Regions from separate parts of the Homo sapiens genome. Here regions 1 and 2 are each linked to region 3. The links are chromatin contacts, found by Hi-C or POLR2A ChIA-PET in ENCODE. All regions are on one chromosome and are shown on one strand. Each heading gives the region's core, a stretch centred on a gene start or an enhancer-like site at or near the end of the contact. The rest is flanking DNA. Distances are from core to core; before and after follow the strand shown. Region 1 holds the start of YBEY (ybeY metalloendoribonuclease). Region 2 overlaps PCNT (pericentrin). Region 3 overlaps DIP2A (disco interacting protein 2 homolog A).

What was found. Hi-C counts contacts between places; a loop is a spot of excess contacts on that map. ChIA-PET counts read pairs that join two places held with the same protein, here RNA polymerase II (POLR2A). Pooled maps may share reads with other maps.
Region 1: a map with no recorded cell type shows a loop between it and region 3 (4-fold over the local background). The contact joins the promoter of YBEY here to the enhancer-like site in region 3. A Hi-C loop is called at or near these places in 1 of 168 maps with a recorded cell type or tissue (psoas muscle), 2 of 37 single-sample maps with no recorded cell type and 4 of 50 pooled maps. POLR2A ChIA-PET finds 5 or more read pairs at or near these places in 2 of 52 experiments (WTC11 and naive thymus-derived CD4-positive, alpha-beta T cell).
Region 2: a loop to region 3 is called in a pooled map, with 2.4 times the contacts of the local background. The contact joins two enhancer-like sites. A Hi-C loop is called at or near these places in 5 of 37 single-sample maps with no recorded cell type and 2 of 50 pooled maps.

Annotation. Positions count from the first base shown.
Region 1 is chr21:46,284,992-46,287,699 of GRCh38, forward strand. It overlaps YBEY (ybeY metalloendoribonuclease), which reads left to right and starts at 1,351. Exons shown (of 5, transcript NM_001314025.2): 1 at 1,351-1,424; 2 at 1,879-2,132. The coding sequence starts at 1,923. MCM3AP (minichromosome maintenance complex component 3 associated protein) reads right to left here and starts at 620. Exons shown (of 28, transcript NM_003906.5): 1 at 1-620. The coding sequence starts at 295. RefSeq lists silencers at 985-1,214, 1,565-1,674.
Region 2 is chr21:46,355,255-46,358,061 of GRCh38, forward strand. It overlaps PCNT (pericentrin), which reads left to right. Exons shown (of 47, transcript NM_006031.6): 12 at 198-372; 13 at 1,720-1,937. Among named protein-coding and RNA genes, the nearest start is that of PCNT, 33 kb to the left of the region's middle. RefSeq lists an enhancer at 1,569-1,648. Within about 2 kb of position 1,462, at least 3 of the 41 ENCODE cell types and tissues checked have a DNase peak (open chromatin) inside an H3K27ac peak, as active enhancers do.
Region 3 is chr21:46,499,169-46,501,937 of GRCh38, forward strand. All of the region lies in intron 5 of DIP2A (disco interacting protein 2 homolog A), which reads left to right. Among named protein-coding and RNA genes, the nearest start is that of DIP2A-IT1, 38 kb to the left of the region's middle. RefSeq lists an enhancer at 1,264-1,403. Within about 2 kb of position 1,488, at least 2 of the 41 ENCODE cell types and tissues checked have a DNase peak (open chromatin) inside an H3K27ac peak, as active enhancers do.

The sequences.
Region 1 (2,708 bases), core at 101-2,600, 210 kb before region 3:
GCCCAGAGGTAGCCACAAAGGTGGAAGTGTGCTCAAGTCCAGAAAAGGGTCCAACACTTGAGGTTTGGGTGAACCCTAATGTTTGCACTGAAGAGGAATGACTTACTCCAGAAGACGCTGGAAAGCTGGATACCTGTGAAAATCCCGAGCTCTTCCCAGATAAGGTACTGTTTTGTCCAAAAAGAGAAGGTTGACCAAATCGAAATGGCGGCTTAGATGGAAGTGTTCCTACATTACTAGAAGACGCCGAAAAAGCACTAGGCTGCTGCCCACTGAAAGGATTAGTTGGGTTCATCTTCTGCTCCAATTATTAGAAGGTAATTAAGTATTATGTGTACAAAATTAATTGGCTTCCTGAAACAGCCTGTAGCACTAGGGAGTTCCCCTTCGTCTTTAGAACAAGCTGAAAGAGAAAAATTCAGATCATCATAGCTATGTTCTGCTACAAGTCTAAGAAAAGAATTTTTGAACACTGTCATACTAAAAGGATAACTATTTCAAAGGCAGGCAAAGGGTTATTATTTTCTGAGAGCCGATAGGTTATTTTGTTGGAGGGTGGGGTAGAGAGTGGTACAAATAATTACTTTGTTACAGAGGTTTAAAGCGTGATCCTTTAAGATTAAAAAAAAAAAAGCCGAATCTTTTTACTGAGTTAGTAAATTCATGAAAAACCTCCATTGGCAGTAAGAAAATGAATGCTGTTCCACCTTACAACTTAGAGACGAATTTCTCCCGACTTCCTCCAATCTCTACAGCCGGAGAATTCACTGTAACGCTGTCAAAACCTTAGCGTTTCGGGATCTCCTCCCACCTGGCTTCCCTCGGAGCGGCTGGAGCGCTAAGCACTTTCTCACATTCCTTCATCGCGCCCTGGCGGCCACCCTCGAGCGGGCTGGAAGGACGAGGGCGCTGCCACGAAGCTGAGGCCTCTCGGCGGGGACGGCGTGCCCGGGGAGCCTAATCTTCCACCCAGCACAGCCCGAAACGGCGGAGGCCACGCGCTGGGCCCAGGCCGGCCTGGCCACTGTCCCGCCCCGGGCTCGCCAGGGGTCGCCGGCGCCGCAACGCTCCGTTAGCGACGATGTGGAGGCCCGGGCGCGCGGAGCTGCGTGGGGGAAGGAAACGGCGCCCCTGGCGCCGGCCCAGCCCCCACGCTCACCGTCTCGCCCCAGGACCCCGAGGCCCGCGCTGCCCACTGGCCCCTCGGAAAGACTTGAGGCGCAAGCACAGGCTGCTGCCGCGACACTCAGCGCTGCGCACCGCGGGCAGAAAACGCCGCGGACCGACTTCCGGTTCGCTCAGCACTACCGGATTCCGCCCCGCCCGCTGCGATCCGGTTCCGCTCCCCACAACCCGCTCTGTGGCGGGGCTTCCGGTCGGGAGGGTCCGCCCGCTCTCGCGTCCTTTGCTGGGTCCAGACACCGGTACGTCCGGGCGGGTTTTTAGTCTCCCAAGCGAGAGCGTCGCATTCACCCGCGTGGGTCTGCGGGCGCCCCAGACCCCAGAGGACCCGGCCCCCAACGCTTACCTGTCCCCTCTCCTGTCCCTCCCCCATTCCAGCCCCTTCTCTCCCCAGCCGTTGCCCCTCCCCGCACCCCGCCGCGTCCGCGCGCCTCTCTCCGCGCGCACCCCCAACCCGCCCCCTTTTCTCTGGGAACCGCTCCTTCCGCTCCGCCCGCCTGGAGTCCTTCTGGCCGGATTCCGCGGCATCCTTCCATAGACCCTCGTTGTTGCTTCCTCCTTGTGGTAAATGTAAATTCCCTTAAGATTTTCAATCAGTTCCACCAAATAAAGTGATCTGATTGCGCGTGCATCTGTATTTTTACAGACCGTATTATCACTTGTACTGATTGGTCTTCTCTTACACTTTAACCCCAGGTTCCGTTGCAAACATTTTTAAAGGGCTGGTTATTCTTCCTGAAATGAGTTTGGTGATTAGAAATCTGCAGCGAGTCATCCCCATCAGGAGAGCGCCACTTCGCAGTAAGATCGAGATTGTAAGGAGGATTTTAGGAGTGCAGAAATTTGACCTGGGGATCATCTGTGTTGACAACAAGAATATTCAGCACATTAATAGAATCTACAGAGATAGAAATGTCCCAACCGATGTGCTTTCTTTTCCATTTCATGAGGTAAAAAAAAAATGTTCCTCTTCTTGTCTAGCCCATCTTCCCAGAGTAAATTTCCTGTCGTTTTGTTTTGTTTTGTTTTGTTTTTTAATTGAGACGGAGTCTTGCTCTGTCACCCAGGCTGGAGTGCAGTGGTGCGATCTCGGCTCACTGCAACCTCCCTTCCTGGTTCAAGTGATTCTTTTGCCTCAGCCTCCCCAGTAGGTGGGACCACAGATGCTGGCCACCACGCCTGGCTAATTTTTTTTTGTCAGTATTTTTAGTAGAGACGGGGGTTTTACCATGTTGGCCAGGCTGCTCCTGAACTGATCTCAGGTGATCTGCCTGCCTCGGGCTTCCCAGAGTGTTGGGATTACAGGCGTGAGCCAGAGCACCCGGCCTAAATTTCATGTATTAATTATATTATAGGCTAGGCTCCATGGTGCCTATAAGTATATATGTTACAGACATGATTTTTAATTTTAATTTTGAAAATTTTCAAATATACACAAAAGTAGAGAGAGCAGTATATTCAGCCTCCACTGATCGAGGCCCATCACCCAGAGTCTACAATTACACTGGTAACCCAGCAGGAAAAAG
Region 2 (2,807 bases), core at 212-2,711, 140 kb before region 3:
AGAGACGGGTGTGGGCGGGAGAGCATGTGAGCACGCCAGTGGGCTGGCGGGGTTCACCAGGGCGCAGCGTGTGGTCTCATGAACCTAGTGAGGTTTGAGTTTTCTTTGTGCATAGCAGGAAACACCTTTGAGGGTTATAGCTGCGAGCGAGGTAGCTTGGCTCACTAACGTGCTTGTCCCACGTGGTTTCTCTGTAGGAGAGCCTGCCACGCTTCCAGGCGGAGTTAGAAGAAAGCCACAGGCACCAGCTGGAAGCGCTGGAGTCTCCCCTCTGCATCCAGCACGAGGGGCATGTCTCAGACAGATGCTGCGTAGAGACTTCAGCATTGGGACACGAGTGGCGTCTGGAACCCTCTGAAGGGCACAGCCAAGGTGGGCCCCTCCCGCCTCGCCATGGTGTCGGCAGGTCCCGGGTCTGGGGGACGTTCTCGGGGAGCCTGGGTGCCTGGGTTCGATCCAAGTCCTCCGTGAAGCAGCTGAGTGCTCCGACCTCTTCTTCTGGGGCTGACACCTCAACAGAGTGTGTCCTGATGAGGGTTTGGCGTTAGAGGCGGGGTCACTGGCTGGGCAGGAGTGCGTGTCCTGGGCCAGCGCCCCAGCAGGGCAGGTCTGACCTGGGCAGCCACCCTGGGGGTCATGGGGATTGCTGGATGGACATGGTGACCATTCACCTCTGGAGGGAGAATGTGTGTCCACTGGGCCCAGGGGAGGCTTTTCCAGGATCCTGCTCTGCTCCCAGCAGGCCCAGGTACCCCAGCTCGCCTAGTCAGACTAAGGTTGTGGGATGTCCAGGCAGGGCACGGGGCACAGGGCTGTGGGGTCAGAAGGTGACGGAGAGGAAACTGCAGTCATCCCAGAGTCGCGGTCCCATGGCGCCGGACAGTGGCCACTGACGGGTTCCAGGAGGGGCAGGCGGCCCTGGCCACTGGCGTGGACTGTGCTGATGGTGGGGCTGCCGTCCATGGTGGGGGTGAGGGGCTGAGGCCGCGGGTCCTGCTGGGAGGTGTGTGGTCTGACTCCATTCTGGGCTGTGGCCAAGTTGAGAGAAGCCTGGGCCTGCCTGGGCCTCCTTCAAGCTGGGGGTGGTGCAGCGGCGCCTGCATCTGGTCCTCACTCCTGCCTGCCCTGCACCACAATTGTCCCCACAGCCACCCCTTGATGCCCATGGTCGTTGGCACCACTGGTGCCTGGCCAGCACCTAGTCCCTTCTGCTTTTTTCCTCTTCTGCAGAAGAAGAGATGGGCCAGTGGGGGTAGCGTGCCTGGGCACAGAACAGCAGGGGGAGGTGCTGGGACAGGAACCCTGGCAGGCCCCTGAGCTCAGGCCCTGTCCTTGTGGCTGCCTCATAGACCCTGGGTGACACATGTGTGCCCACATCTGGTCACAGGCATGAGGCTCACTCAGGAACTCATGGAGGGTCACATGTCACACCTGACCTGAAGGAGTAGCCTGGGCGGGTCGTGTGGCTGTCGTGTGGGCCCAGGACATCCCTGTGACTCGGGACGGCACTGTGCTGGGGCAGCATGGAGGTGTCCCGAAAGGGAGGGGAGACTTGAGAGAGCCATGCCTGCTTTCATCACTGAGTCAGCACAGAGCTTGAAAATCCACAGTGTCTGCTGTCAGAAGCATTTATAGGTTGCCGTTCTGCCTGTGCGGACTGTGGGCTCCATCGAGGGCCGGCACCGGCCTGACTGTCTTCCCTGCTCCTTTTCCACACAGAGCTTCCCTGGGTGCATCTCCAGGGTGTGCAGGACGGGGACTTGGAGGCCGACACAGAGCGGGCAGCCAGAGTCTTGGGTCTGGAAACTGAGCACAAGGTGCAACTTTCGCTTCTTCAGACTGAGCTCAAAGAAGAAATTGAACTCCTAAAAATAGAAAATAGAAATTTGTATGGGAAGTTGCAGCATGAAACTCGTCTGAAGGACGATTTGGAGAAGGTGAGTCGTGACTCCACAGCCCAGCGCCTCCCGCCCGAGTCCTTGCTCTCTTCCACCTGGAAGGCTTGTGTCCTTGTGTATGGAGGGGCATCCTGGGGACAGCCCAGTGCTGTACATGGCACATTTGTAAGGGCGACAGTCCCGTAAATTCTTGAAACTATTCCTGGCAATGCCAGTAGTGGGTGGCGGTTGGATAGAATCTTGTCAGGGTCAGCACCGGGGCGAAAGTGAAGTTCTGAGTGAAGATTTCTTTTTGTTTTGTTTTGTTTTGAGACAGTCTCATTCTGTTGCCCAGGCTGGAGTGCAGTGGCATGGTCTCAGCTCACTGCAACCTCTGCTTCCTGATTTCAAGTGGTCCCCTGATAGCTGGGATTACAAACGTATGCCACCATGCCTGGCTAATTTTTGTATTTTTTTTGTAGAGACAGGGTTTCACCTTGTTGGCCAGGCAGGTGTCAAACGCCTGACCTCAAGTGATCTGCCTGCCTTGGCCTCCTACAGTGCTGGGATTACAGGTGTGAGCCACCACGCCCGGCCCTCTGAGTCAAGATTTCTTAGGGAAACTGTCCAGGTGTCCTAAGAGGGCTCTGGGAGGAGGCACAAGCCCGGGTGCCAAGCACGTGGCTGGCCTCTGATGCTCACCCCAAGTCTTAAATTGCGTCCGCGTTCCCCAGGCTCTTCCTGTGCTGTTTTGCACCTGTGGAAGAGGCACCCTCTGACTCCCTCGCCCTTTGCGAGTGTGAGGACACTGCCATGCTGTCATAAATGATGACAAAGCAACACGACAGCAGCCTCCACATGGCCCGATGGGCTTGGTTACAGCCAGGGCAGCTCAGGGTCCATCCCATGCTGGAGCAGTGGATTTCAAGT
Region 3 (2,769 bases), core at 238-2,737:
TCATCTGGGAAATGTCCTTTTGGTAACAAAAGTAGTTGTTGATACTTCTTTAATTTGGCAGTCCTAGTCCTTTGGGGCATGGGGCATTTCTCATAGTCCCCCAGAAGGGTGTGGTGTTTCTCAGTGTCATAACACCTTCCTGCTCTTGAGGGGAAGCTGGTGCATGCAGTAGGTGCAGGGGTAGATGGTCAGCACACATCCATACCTGCTGGTGGCTGTGATCATCACCCTTGACCTGGCCGCCTCTCTGTTGTCTGTGCCTTTCCTCTTGGCTATGTGTTCACAGCTGCAGGCCCATTGGTTGTCTCTGTACCTGGCTGGAATTCTGAGGTTGGGGTAGAGGGCTTTCGCTCCTCCAGATACCAGGTTAGACAGCCTTTGGCCTGAAAAGGTGTCAGTCAGAGCTAATCATATGATGCATGGATCTTTCCCAAATCATGGAATCCTTTAAATTACATTCATCTTAGAGATGAAAAAAGTGTAAACCTTTCATCCTTTGAAATTCTATTTTTTAACTAAAACAGCAGCATAGTTAGCTGTATGTAGCTGGCATGTGAAACCCACATACACTCTTGCACAAGTACCTTAAAATACAATCAGTATTGTTGAAGACTCATCTTAATCCCCTCCTTTTTTTCCCAGATGAGGAAGGAAGAAAAAAAAGTCCAGCGATTGTAACTTGCTTGAGATCAGACAGCAGCCTTAAGTGGTGAAGCCAGGGCTGATACCAGTTTTCTTGATTCCTATTCATTTTCTTTGCTTTTTGTTGCTTTTCTGCCAAAACTGAAAGGTGACACCTGTGACACGCTGGTGTTTGTGCTGGGGTCCCCATGGGTGCCGAGCTCTTTTTTGTAAGACCTCGGTCATTTGGCTGGACTGGGGGCAAGTTGGGTATGTTGGGTGGCCCACAGCTTCTGTCTCATCATCCTCTGTAGTGTGCATCACTGTTGCTCTTCATGTTTTTGTTTGTTTGAGTCAGCACATCTCTTGTGTTTCCATTGAACATGTGTCCTTCTTCTGAGGCGTCCGTCTCAGATGAAAGCTCACAGTGCCCTGCTCTGTCTCCACACTGCTTCCAGCTCATAAAGGAACTGCCAAGACTACAAGGGTAGCAGCAGGCAGCATTTTCCACAGAGAAAGTTTCTCTTAGGAAAACAGCCTGCTCAGATTGTTTCTGTAGCTTTCCTGGGTGTTCCATGGCCAGAGGCTGCTGCCCACCTTTCCTCAAGGTGGTGTACAGTCCATATCTTGAAAACAGCTTTTGCACTGTTGTTTGCCTTCTCTGTTCATCGTTGGTGATTTAACTTTGTAGAAATACATAGTTAACTCCAATTCTGAGGCAGGGGCAGGAAAACAGTAGTTTTAAATGTTCTGTTACCTCATTTCTTCTCCCAGAAGCTCCTTTCTAGGTGAGATGGTGCAGGAGAGCAAACAAAACATTTGTAGTTTGAGTTTATTAGCCATTGCTGAGTCATCTCAACACTGTTTCCGGGTGGGTTAGAAATAAAAGCTTATTCAGCATGAAAAATTAGCCACAGTTCAGAATGTTTAACCGTACAGCCCTCAACTTTCCAGTGATTGTGGGGTGTCTTTAAGCAAAGCATTGAACTCTAATGTGTGTTTGAATTAGATGTTTTCATTCTCTGAAAAGGACTTGGCTGCAATTATTTATAATGTAGGTTTATTACCTATGTTGGTGGAAGACAGCTCCTGACTCCTGCAGATGCAGCTGTAATCATCTCTTCCTTTCTTGTTAGTCCTAGCATCAACATTTTGTGATCAATTCTAATACATTTAAAAAAAATTCTTAACTTGGACTTGATTTAATACTTTGCTTACAGGATTGCAATTTTCTACAGATTGTAGCTACCCACATCCTAAATGTTGGACATAGTTAATTTGAATTTCTAAATCTCAAAAATACTCAACTTCCCTCTTATGACAGAAATCATCCTTTGTTTTAGTTTCTAACACTAGATGTGTCTTCAATTTAAACTAAGGAAAGAAACATGAAAAGAGGAAGAATATATTAAGTAAAAAATTCGAGGTAGAACATATCAGGTAAAGATAATTTTTAAAAATATATCACTTTCAGTTTTGGATTAAGGAAATCAAATACATTAAGCCTTTTTTATACAAATGTAAATACCTATTTTTAAAAGCAGTACTTTTAATTATAGTAGCTTCTTTTAATTATAGTAGCTTATTTTTATTTTGAATGTAGTTTATGTTTATTTTTATGCAGCTTTTTTTTTTATTTTTCCACCTAGAGACAGGGTCTTGCTCTGTCACCCACGCTGGAGTACAGTGGCATGATCATAGGTCACTGCAGCCTTGAACTCCTGGGCTTAAGAAATTCTCCCACCTTAGCCTCCTGAGCAGCTGGGACTATAGGCAAATGCCAGCATGCCTAGCTAATTTTTAAAAATTTTTTGGAAAGATGGAGTTTTTACTGTGTTGCCCAGACTGGGCTTGAACTCCTGGGCTCAAGTGATCCTCATGCCTTGGCCTTTCAAAATGTTAGGATTATAGGAATGAGCCACTGCTCCCAGCCATTATATAGCTGTTTTAAAAAACTACTTGTAGTACATGTATGTATACCATGTATACCTTTTTTTCCATATATACTTTTAAAATCATTTATTCTTTTTGCTAGATTTGGAAGAGTGGGGAAATTTCTTTTTAAACTAAAAGAACCTCCTGATAGACATACTTTAAAATGCTAATTTGATCAGCATCAGGCTTTTTCAAGGGTTGTGAAAAATCTTA